2 separate regions of the Mus musculus genome follow, and region 1 is linked to region 2. A link is a loop called in an ENCODE intact Hi-C map of the cell type or tissue named here. Cell type or tissue: left cerebral cortex. All regions are shown on one strand.

Region 1 (5,000 bases), 50 kb after region 2:
CTGATTAAGTACATTTTGGCTCATAGCAGAGAAAAAGCTAGAAGCTGTTTGTACACCAACTATACTTAGTATCTTTCAACTGCAGAACAGAAACAAATATGCATTTACTGTAATTATAGGAGATGCAATCACTGGAGAAATGTGGATGAAGGTACACGTGGATCCTCCCTATATAGTTTGTGTTTATTTTAACAACTTCCTATGAATCTTAATTACTTCAAAACAAAAAAGTTTTTTTTTTCTAAAAGAAGTAAAGCATATCCAAAGTCCTAACACTATTCTCTGCTGAAGAGAATAAGCAGACCATTCTAAACTCAAAGGTCCAACTTGGATGCATCCCATCATATACATGATCTCTGTAGCAATGTGATATGGTTATATATACATTTTAGGATAATCCTATGATGAAGCTAGTCACAAGTGTTGACAGGTACTGAAAACACTACCACAACACTGAAAGGTGCTACTTCTGTCTGTTAGGGCAGGGTGACAATTCAGAAAGCAACAACAACATTATTTCCACATCTCCTCTTCTATGAAGCCCTTTTGACTACTATTCCCCCACATTACCATGGGACTGGCCTCTCTGCCTTTGTACCCTACTCCCACTCAAATGTCAGCTCCTAGGGAAGTTTCCTGAGCCTTTGCCTCCTTTCTGCAAGATGAGTTGACTGAAGACAAGGTCCCCATCTGTACTTCATTTGTCTCTGACTCTTCAAGACACCAGGGAAGATCTTAGTAACTACAGAGCCACTTCTGAGCTCAACAGAGATTTAATTAATGAAGACTAGAAGAAGGAAATAAAGAGAAGACAAAGGGAATGGACAAATATAAGCAAGCAGATAGGGCCATATTGGGCCCTGCTTTTCTTAACTGTATACTTAGGAAGACTACAGCAAGCACTGTTTTGTTCTGTTTTGTGTTTATAAGAAGCATCCATCCTTGTTAGAAAAACATACTTCTCCAGGGACCTCAAGCCCTCTCAGCAATGGGCAGCTGCACTCAACACAGCTACAAAAACTGCTGGACAGTTCTTGTTCTGAAACAGATGTCTATCTAATAAATGAGTTGGTGTGAGGGGTAGGTAAAGGATAGCCAAGTGACTGAGAAGACCATCTCATGGTGTAGTTTGTTTCAATAGTTCCCAAAACTATGGCATGTATTCTCCTGAAAGTCTTCACTTCTGAGACTATATAGCTAAGATTAGGTAACCGCCAGGAAGTCAAGAGGCAGTCCCCAATCTCCCTCTCTGCATCAGTAAAGGAATTACAAAGTAATTGTTAAAACATAATCATGGTGCTTCAGTGGCCATGGTAGCAAAGAGAAAACAAATGGCTAAACACTAATTGGTCATGTTCCAAGTCTATCTTACCAGCAATAAGAGCTACCATTTACTGAGGACCTTCCTATGTATGCTATTGCTGTTAGAACTTAGATTTCATTTCCCCATGAAAATAAAGTTATGATAACCCTTTTCCAAAAATATAATCCCCTTAAAAACAAACAAACAAACAAACAAACAGACAGACAGAAACATTTAACTCACAATGTTCCAGAGATACAGTATTATTAATATGGGACCTAGTTACCAGGCATGATGCTATTCTAGTGTATAAAAGAAGATTCTGGAACAGTTAAAATTCTACTGTGGAGTGGGAGGAGGGGCAAAAGAAGCTACCACTGCTCTACGCATTGAGCTGGCCACATTGGTGGAGAAGCACTTGTCTCAGCTCAGAGAAGGTGACAGGAGCTCCTCAGTACGTCAGTCGATCTGAACAGCCATCCTGATCCTTCACATCCAAGACTTGAGGATATAATGGAGTTTGGAGCAGAGGATTCTCAGTGGAAGGAAGGGATCCTGCTGCAGACACTGAGTCAGCCAGCTAGTACAGTTGCTTCTATTTGTGGCCAGCTGTACAGCCCAAAGCCACTGCTGAGACACTACCACCCCACACACACCAAAAAGAGTCACATAAGTACTTATCTGGAAATAGCTTCAACTTCCAAATCAAACACTTATCCAATTAAACTACTGAATGAATACAGGGATACCAAGCCAATAGAAGAATACTGTTTAAATTAAACTTTTCAAAATGGAAAGTGAAGCTATTTGAAAATTGTTTTGGTAAGACTGGGCTGTCTTCCTCACATCAGGAAAGAAAGTCAGCAAGTAGCATGACACTACTAATGACATAGCTGAATCTCCTACAACATTCATGGCCATGACCTTGGCTCAACACAGCACAAAATAAACACAGACGCCCACATGGGGAGTTGGGTTAGTGACTGGGAGAACAAAGCTTCCCGGTCCTGACCTTTTGCTCCATGAGCTGGAAAGGGCAGCAGAGAAGCTGGAAGGAAACCTTCAGGCCCTGGAGAAAAAAAGACCTGAAGTTCGTTCTCACCATTACAAAAGGGAACCACTTCCTCATTCAAGGTGAGGCTGGACTATCTTGTCATATATGCAATGGTACTGGCATGCATTTATCTTGTACACAGTATCTTGCAACCAATAATCGTTAGTTTTTTTCCTAAGTTCTTCAGAGGACATTGGGGGATACTGATCATCTCACTGCATTTATTTAAAAAATAATTATAAACTCACTGGGAAAAGATATTCTAGAAGTAAGTATATGGAAGCACAACAATCTATGCCACCCATGAGCCAGTACTACCATGACTAAAGGCTGGTACTCACTTATCCAGAGACATATAGAATATATAGCTATAGGTCACATCTATACAGTGACAAACTTATTAAATCATAGTGGGCTAAGGTGCAAGAGCCAAGAAAATACCCACAAGCTTTTCTCATAGCCCTTTGGCATTGAAGCACAGTATATAAGGAGGCTATGACAGAGCCCACTGGTCTCTTCCCTTTCTGTTCAGAATGGTAGGCATCCTTACTTGACTTGGAAAGCTGCTCATCCTGGGAGATGCCAAGCTCATCCGACTCCCCTGACAGCTCCTTGATGAAGTTGGAAGGAAACATTCCAGTCTTCCCATTGAGCACACCTTCCCACCATCCTTCCTCTACCTGCATAGAAAGAACAGAGGTCCAAGATGAGGTTAGACAGGTCTCCTACTGACATGGTACAGAGTAGAACTCACACAGAACAGGGATCCGATGCTCTAAAATTACCAGGAAAACAGAAAGCAGGACATGTGGTCTTATGATTCAGACAAGTAAAGGGAGTTAACCTGAAATCCAACACAAACAGCCAAAAATTGACACTTCATTTTAGTCAACTTCTAACTGAAATTTGGCATTCCCTTTGGTTGTGAATGTAGATAGCATACCAGTATTAGTAGAACTGGTGACTTACCATGGAATAAATCATGAATATTTTCCTAATATATCATAGATGATGTACCTCAAAATATCATTTGTGCTCATTGGTACTTTGAAATGTACCTGCTGGGTAGCATTGGTTATTTAATCTATTAAGCTATCACATAGATTACTGTATCAAAATTTGCTTTTGTTAGATGTGTACTTCACCAGAGTGACTATGTAATTTTATGTGTTTTGTTTTATGAAAACCACTATTTTTTTAAAAGCCCTGTGAATATAACCAGGCAGGGGCATACACATCTGTAATTCCAGCACTCAGGAGAGACACAGCAAGGAAAATAAACAGTACCTGTGAGGTGAGCCTGAGCTATCCAGCTAGATCAAGTAGCTGGAAATATGGTGCCACAAGGTCTATATAAAACTGTCAGTACCACAAACAAGCAACAGAAACAAAAAGGAAGAGTGGGGGAGTAAGACAAAGAAGGGACGGGGAGGGGGATAGAAGGGAAGGAGGAGTTTGCAAGATAACCAAAACCGGGCAATTAAGAGCAGAATCTATTTTCAATTAAAAAAAAAAAAAAGACCTCTGAGCTGAGAACTTGGGAGGGGTAGAGAGATTTCACGTGAGTTTCTCTGGGAATGTGGGGGAAAGACTGGAATATTAGGGGGCTGGAAGGCTGTGGCCAACTGAGGAGGAAGTGGGACCTAGACCAGGAAAGTAATGAGAAGAGACATGATATGTTCAGTTTTGAGGTATGGAGTGGTCGTGACCAACTAGCTGGGGGCAGGTGAAATGGGGAAAGAGAAGTTGTCTGAAGGATTTGAGATGGATCTACCAACAGCAAAGTAGATGTCTGAATGTTTACTTGGCTTCCTGGAGAGAAAAATAAGGTCACTTTGAGGACAAGCAAGAATGACATTATCAAAAACACATGGAACAATAGAAAAAAAAAAGAGCTAGAACCTTTAAAGGTTTCCTATATGTATATACTACACCAGTCCAAGCCAACAAGTACAGTCCAAGAACTTCAATAATTCAAACAAATAAAAAAGAAAACTAAAACTCAAGCCCAGTTCAAATTCTACCCTGAAACTTAGCTGTTATGTGAACTTATTCATTTTCTCCTGCCAAATTAAATTCCTGCTTCCATATCTATGTAACTGAACTGGTAATTCATCTCGCATACCATACTTAAGCATGATCTTTGTCTCTGTTAAAGGTATATGCACTATGGTTCTTTGCTAGAATCGAGGAGTGCATAATTACATATGACAAGTCCCAGGTTTTTTTTTTTTTTCTAAAGAAAGTGACAATGTATCAAGATAAGGTGTGAGTAAAGACTAAGGCTAGCAATGCAGGATAAAGAAATGAATTAGCACAAAGCAGACTTGTTACATCAAGTTGAGCTCACTTATATCTGGAATGGTAAAAGACAGATTTGAGAAGAGGTAAGTCAAAATTAAGATAGGCCATTAAGAAATTAGAAACAGTAGCTAAGATTAGGGGAAGTATCTTCAGAGCATTCCAGAAAGGGGAGAGGGCCTGATGAATGACAGAGAATGGAGACAACCAGAGCAATACCTTTACAACGGTTGATAGAGAACTCACAGGGTACAAATTTGTGGAGTAGTGATTGATTACATTTGCATGGCCACAAAATCTTAGGAGAAGAATGCGCACAATAGCATCTAGGTATGGCTGTCA
Region 2 (5,000 bases):
GCATAGTAGATAAGTACTTTACCCACTGGTGTACATCTCCAAACTCTTATTCTCTTTGGTCCATGTTATAAAACAACTCAACATCCCTCACCAGGCATGTTTCCTTTAATTGCCTAGCCCCCGGAACCATGAGGCAAATACATACCACCTATAAACTGCCTGTGGTATTCTACTAGAGTAACAAAATACAGAACAAGTTAGGCTTTCTAAGGAACATTAGCAATACTTTGAGACAGTTTTGATTGCCACAACAGGAGAGGAACAGGTTCTATTGGCTTCTATTGAACAGAGGGCAGGGATGCTGCTAAATACTCTGTGATATACACAGGACAGTCCCCGGGATAGAGAATGATCTGGCCCACGTGTAAGTACATTCAATCTACATTCAGACTGAGTTCAGACATGGAGCGTACATTACCATATTTGTCAATTCCAACCCAACAGCTTCCCTTCCGAAGAAGCTGACTGTTCAATTGCCTTTGATCTTAGACGCTGCTGGGAACTTGTCTTTTCAATTATGTCCCAAGCATTAATTAGAACACCCTTTCACTTTCCTGTTTGAAAAAGAAGCATTGTTTCAAAAGAATAAAATGAAAACCTGAGAAGCAAAGCCTTTCTGTTCTAGCTCAGAATAGAGGCTGGAGCACTGTTCTCTCATCGGCAGCTTTGTCTGCTCAGATGAAAAGCTTGGAGACTTTGGGAGAAAGGCCAGTCATCAGGAAAACAGGAAGCCTTTCTTCTCTAAGAGGACTGGAGTTGAAAGGTCAATTTTCAACCACCTAGGTAGCTGGGACCCATCATAGGAAGGCCCTCCCTCTGAATCCAGTGAACAGATGTATTGGGGGGTGGTGAAAGGTGCTTCCTAGGGAGAGAGGGGACTTTGGGGGGGATTGAACATGAGGGCTCTGGTAGACAAAAAAACATCAGTGGATAAAGAGGAGATGTGCTTCATATGGGATGTGTCAGGTACAGTATGGGTGAGATTTGAGTAGAAGAAGTGAACAATAACAACAACAACAACAAAACCCCACAATGTCAGAAGTCCTTTAAAAGTCTCCACTTGCTCAACCTCCACTCACTGTATATCCAGTGAGTCTCCGGCACTGTTCTAGGCTGCATGATGGGAAAATCAAATGCAGTGTCTGTCTTAAACCTAGAGGGATCAACAATCTAATGGTACCAATGAAGCACCACATGTCACTACTATAGACAATAATTCCCAAGAGGCAAGTCAATGGTCTCAGAGGTGGTGCAAATGTCCAGTCACTAAGTGAATGAGGTGTAACATGGGAAACAGCCCACTTGCACCTCCAATCATACTTTATCCAGATTTTCCAAACCTACTTGTTCATCTAGAGCAGTGCTTCTCAACCTTCCTAATGTTGTGCTGTGACCCTTTCATACAGTTCCTCATGTTGTAGTGACCCCCAACCATAAAATTATTTTCTTTGCTACTTAACTCTAATTTTACTACTGTTGTGAATCACATTGTAAATATCTGATATACAGGATATCTGATATGTGACCCCCATGAAAGGGTCATTTGACCCCAAAGAGGTTATGACCCACAGCATAAGAACCACTGATCTACAGTCTTCTGCATCTATAATATTGAATAGTTCAGAAGGATGCCAAAGAGGCCTGTCTTTGGGGTGATTTTTCTAACCTACAGAGACAACAAATCTGTACCAACTGTAATAAGAAAAAGGGAGATACCAGATGTGATAGGCTGAAGGCACCTCGAGGCACTTTGTTATGAATATTTAGATAGTTTTCCTCTTGTTATGAAAATGATGGCAATCTGTTCCCCAGCCTGAGTTGCTGATGAATCTCAGCATCATGAGAGCCTTTTGTTTGGGGGTGGGGTGGGGAGAATGTTCCCTGCTTAAATAAATCTGGATCACTCAAAAAATACCAACTCGCATGAGTATTTTTGAGTCATCATAACTCTGAATCCTGATGTGGGCCTGTGGCTTAGTGTGCTGAAGAGACAGCTGGCAGGAAGAAACAGCTCTCCTCTGTACTGCCGGGCATCCTTTGCCATAGGTTTCTATTTTAGGTCAGAAGGAAGAAGCAAGTAGGCTGCCTGGATGATAAACTCTGGGTCATTACCTAAACACGGATGTGGCATCAGGATCCAGAAACAGGGAACTGGCCCAAAGGTTGGAGGAATTACAATGGCTTAGCGTTCCACTAAATGGCAATCGTAGGAGAGCAATTACTCTAAAATTTACTTTTGACAAGGAAAGCCAAAGGGAAAACGTATACAGTAAAATTCAACTGTCAAAGTTCTTGTCCCTAAATCCATGGAAAATGCCCAATAGTAAACAACAAATCTCTCAAGACCTTGCTGACCTGATGCCCACCAACAGGCACATTAATATTAATTCCCAGCACTATCCCATTTTCTCATAGAACTGTTCACCTACCTCTTCCTTTTGTCTCTCCCATTAGGGTGCTCAATATTTGGGAGTAGAAAAACCTTCCAACTGAGTCCTAAAGGTTTCAAGACTGAATGAGAGGAAGAAGATACTGGGAGGCAACTAAGGGATTTTCTTTGTCTAGGGCAACATTCTGACTGCGTACACAAAGCAGATAGTGGGAGTAAAGGTCAGAGAAATTAAAGCTATCTGTCTGTGGCCATGTCAGTAACGAATAACATCTGGCCCTCCTAGGACTCTAAGACAAAATACTCTCTCCAGTCACTATAAAATCCCTTCTTTGCAAGTAATCAGTTCCACCACCATAATGTTGTGGGAGAGCCAGGCACACAGATGTGGTTCATTGACATTTACAGGACTGAACAAGGCATACACTAGGGGCAGGATTCTACCACATGCTTGAGGTCGCTGAGTATCTGCAATGGGGCACATCACTTAGCCCAAGGAGCTCATCTTAGGCCCCAGAAAGTTCCCAGGAAGAATGCCACATGTATCTTGAAGGCTCAACAAGGCCTACAGACTTTCAAATTTTGACTGAAGAGATAGAATGGTACAAATCTTTGAGAGTCAAAATTATCTGGATCTATCTTCATTTCTCTTAATAACTATTTACCACCCACCTCTGTATCAGGAAAAGCCTTTAAAAAGTATACTGAGTAGATCACTAGGATTTGCCAAACCAAAAGCTAAGAATGTCATCAGAGAACATCTAAAACCTATAGCAGAGATTTTTCGGAGTTGCCCATAACCTGTTGCTCCCACTGAAGTATTGTGTAAAAGCCTTGGTTTATGAGTTTCTTTTGTTTTGTGGCTATAAAAAAGTTCATGTAACTGTTTCTCTATTGGAACATGTCATGCAGATCAACCTAAATGCATGTTCCCAGCCCTTGATCACTCATATTTGTCTCAGCAGAGACTATCTCTGAGAGCTATGGTTTTCTGTCAAGGGCTTCAGCATTACTCTTAAAATACACTGTCCAGCGTGGTCACCAATAGGCACATGTGACTCCTGAGCACTAGGAAATGTGGCTGCTACTCTAAACTGAGATTCATAAAACATGCAAACCACATATGACACTGTGAGGACATCACACTGAGAAAAAGTACAGCATCTTTTTAATAATTTTACAGAGATTACATATATAAAAGGTTTTATGTACATATATTGACTTAAATACATTAAAATGAGCTTCCATTTTTTAATGTGGTCTCCAGAAAATTTTCAATCATATACTGGTTCATGTGATTTTTCTATTGGATCACACTGTTCTAAAATGAAACTAATCTTTTCCCATCTACTCACCTAGTCTGCTGCCTGAAATATCTATAGAAAGGTATTCTATAGGTCTGAAAGTTGCTCTAGAAAGATTCTGAGGTATTTGAGCAAAGATGTCAGGCTGGAGAGATAGCTCAGTGGTTAAGAGTGTGCACTGCTCTTGCAGAGGACTGGAGTTCAGATCCCAACATACCCTCATCAGATGGCTCATACATGACTAGTACTCCAGTTACCAGGACTCCAAAGCCTCTGATCTCTGCAGGCACCTGAATTCACATGCATATATCTCCATAAAAACATACACACACACACACACACATAATTAGAAATAATTTTCTTTAAAAAAAGATGTCTTGAGGAGTCCAACATAAGTGAAACAAAAGTAATGTTAGTTTAGTGACTGTTCCTGGAAGATGCAGGAATCCCTGATGTGCTTTAGCTAGCACTCCTGGGGCCTGAGGTCACCTAGCCTGTGCCAATATGGACAAACTCTAGCTTTGCATGTTGGCACAATGCACATGGCAGGAAAGAATCAAACCCATACGAAAAACACGGAAAAATTCCGATTCTGTCTTGTGCTGCCAGTCTACTCATGGAAGATCTAAGGACACACGTTTGTGTGCTTTTTAATAGAGACGCTTTAATAGCAAACGCTTTCAGAGGTATATAAGGATTTAGGGTAATTAAGGAAACTCACTCTTTGTCCTGCTGTCCATCTCCGTCTTCGATGGGTCTGGAGTTGATGTAGCTGGAGGTAACTTCTTCCCAATTGTCTGCGGAGAGAATAAGGCGATTGACACATCAGGACGATTCACTTCATTAATCAAAGGGACAAAATCAAATTCACAATGAGAAAATCCCCAGATGTGGCTCCAAAAACCACAGCCATTAGTCGAGGCTGTTCTGCGGATAGGCTGCCACATAATAATAGGTCTTCCCCGACAGTGACCAACACGGGGGTAAAATGGGTAAGAGAGAGGTAAAATAATAGAGAAGGCTCTTGGTACCTTCTATTTCTCTTTTTCTCTTGATACGTTTTACAGGTCTGCTATTATTTTTAACAGACAAAAAGGTCCAGTTTCCTTTATTTTATGACAAGTTGATCACATTTATGGAGGCCCAGTGTCTGGCCCATTGGAGACACTCCAGAATAACTCCATAGGGGAAGAATGGAAATATGTGGACAGAAATGAAGGGGGTTATCATAGGGACAAGAGCTGGTGGAAAAAGGTGGGCAAAGAGGGAGGTGGACAGTCAAGCAGAAGCTAGACTGTCCAGACCCA

What was found. A loop is a pair of places that touch in the nucleus more often than their neighbours do. Peaks named below come from ENCODE experiments on the same cell type or tissue, not always from the same donor. Only the 100,000 strongest peaks of a DNase experiment are listed, where the experiment ranks them.
Region 1: a loop joins it to region 2, with 2.3 times the contacts of the local background. A loop is called at or near these places in 2 of 42 quality-filtered maps.

Annotation. Positions count from the first base shown.
Region 1 is chrX:159,814,614-159,819,613 of GRCm38, reverse strand. Sh3kbp1 (SH3-domain kinase binding protein 1) reads right to left here. Exons shown (of 18, transcript NM_001135727.2): 5 at 2,908-3,037. Among named protein-coding and RNA genes, the nearest start is that of Map3k15, 170 kb to the left of the region's middle. In left cerebral cortex, no CTCF peak of the experiment used is centred here; DNase peaks (open chromatin) are centred at 1,905 and 2,243.
Region 2 is chrX:159,864,815-159,869,814 of GRCm38, reverse strand. Sh3kbp1 (SH3-domain kinase binding protein 1) reads right to left here. Exons shown (of 18, transcript NM_001135727.2): 7 at 4,415-4,490. Among named protein-coding and RNA genes, the nearest start is that of Map3k15, 120 kb to the left of the region's middle. In left cerebral cortex, no CTCF peak of the experiment used is centred here; a DNase peak (open chromatin) is centred at 1,925.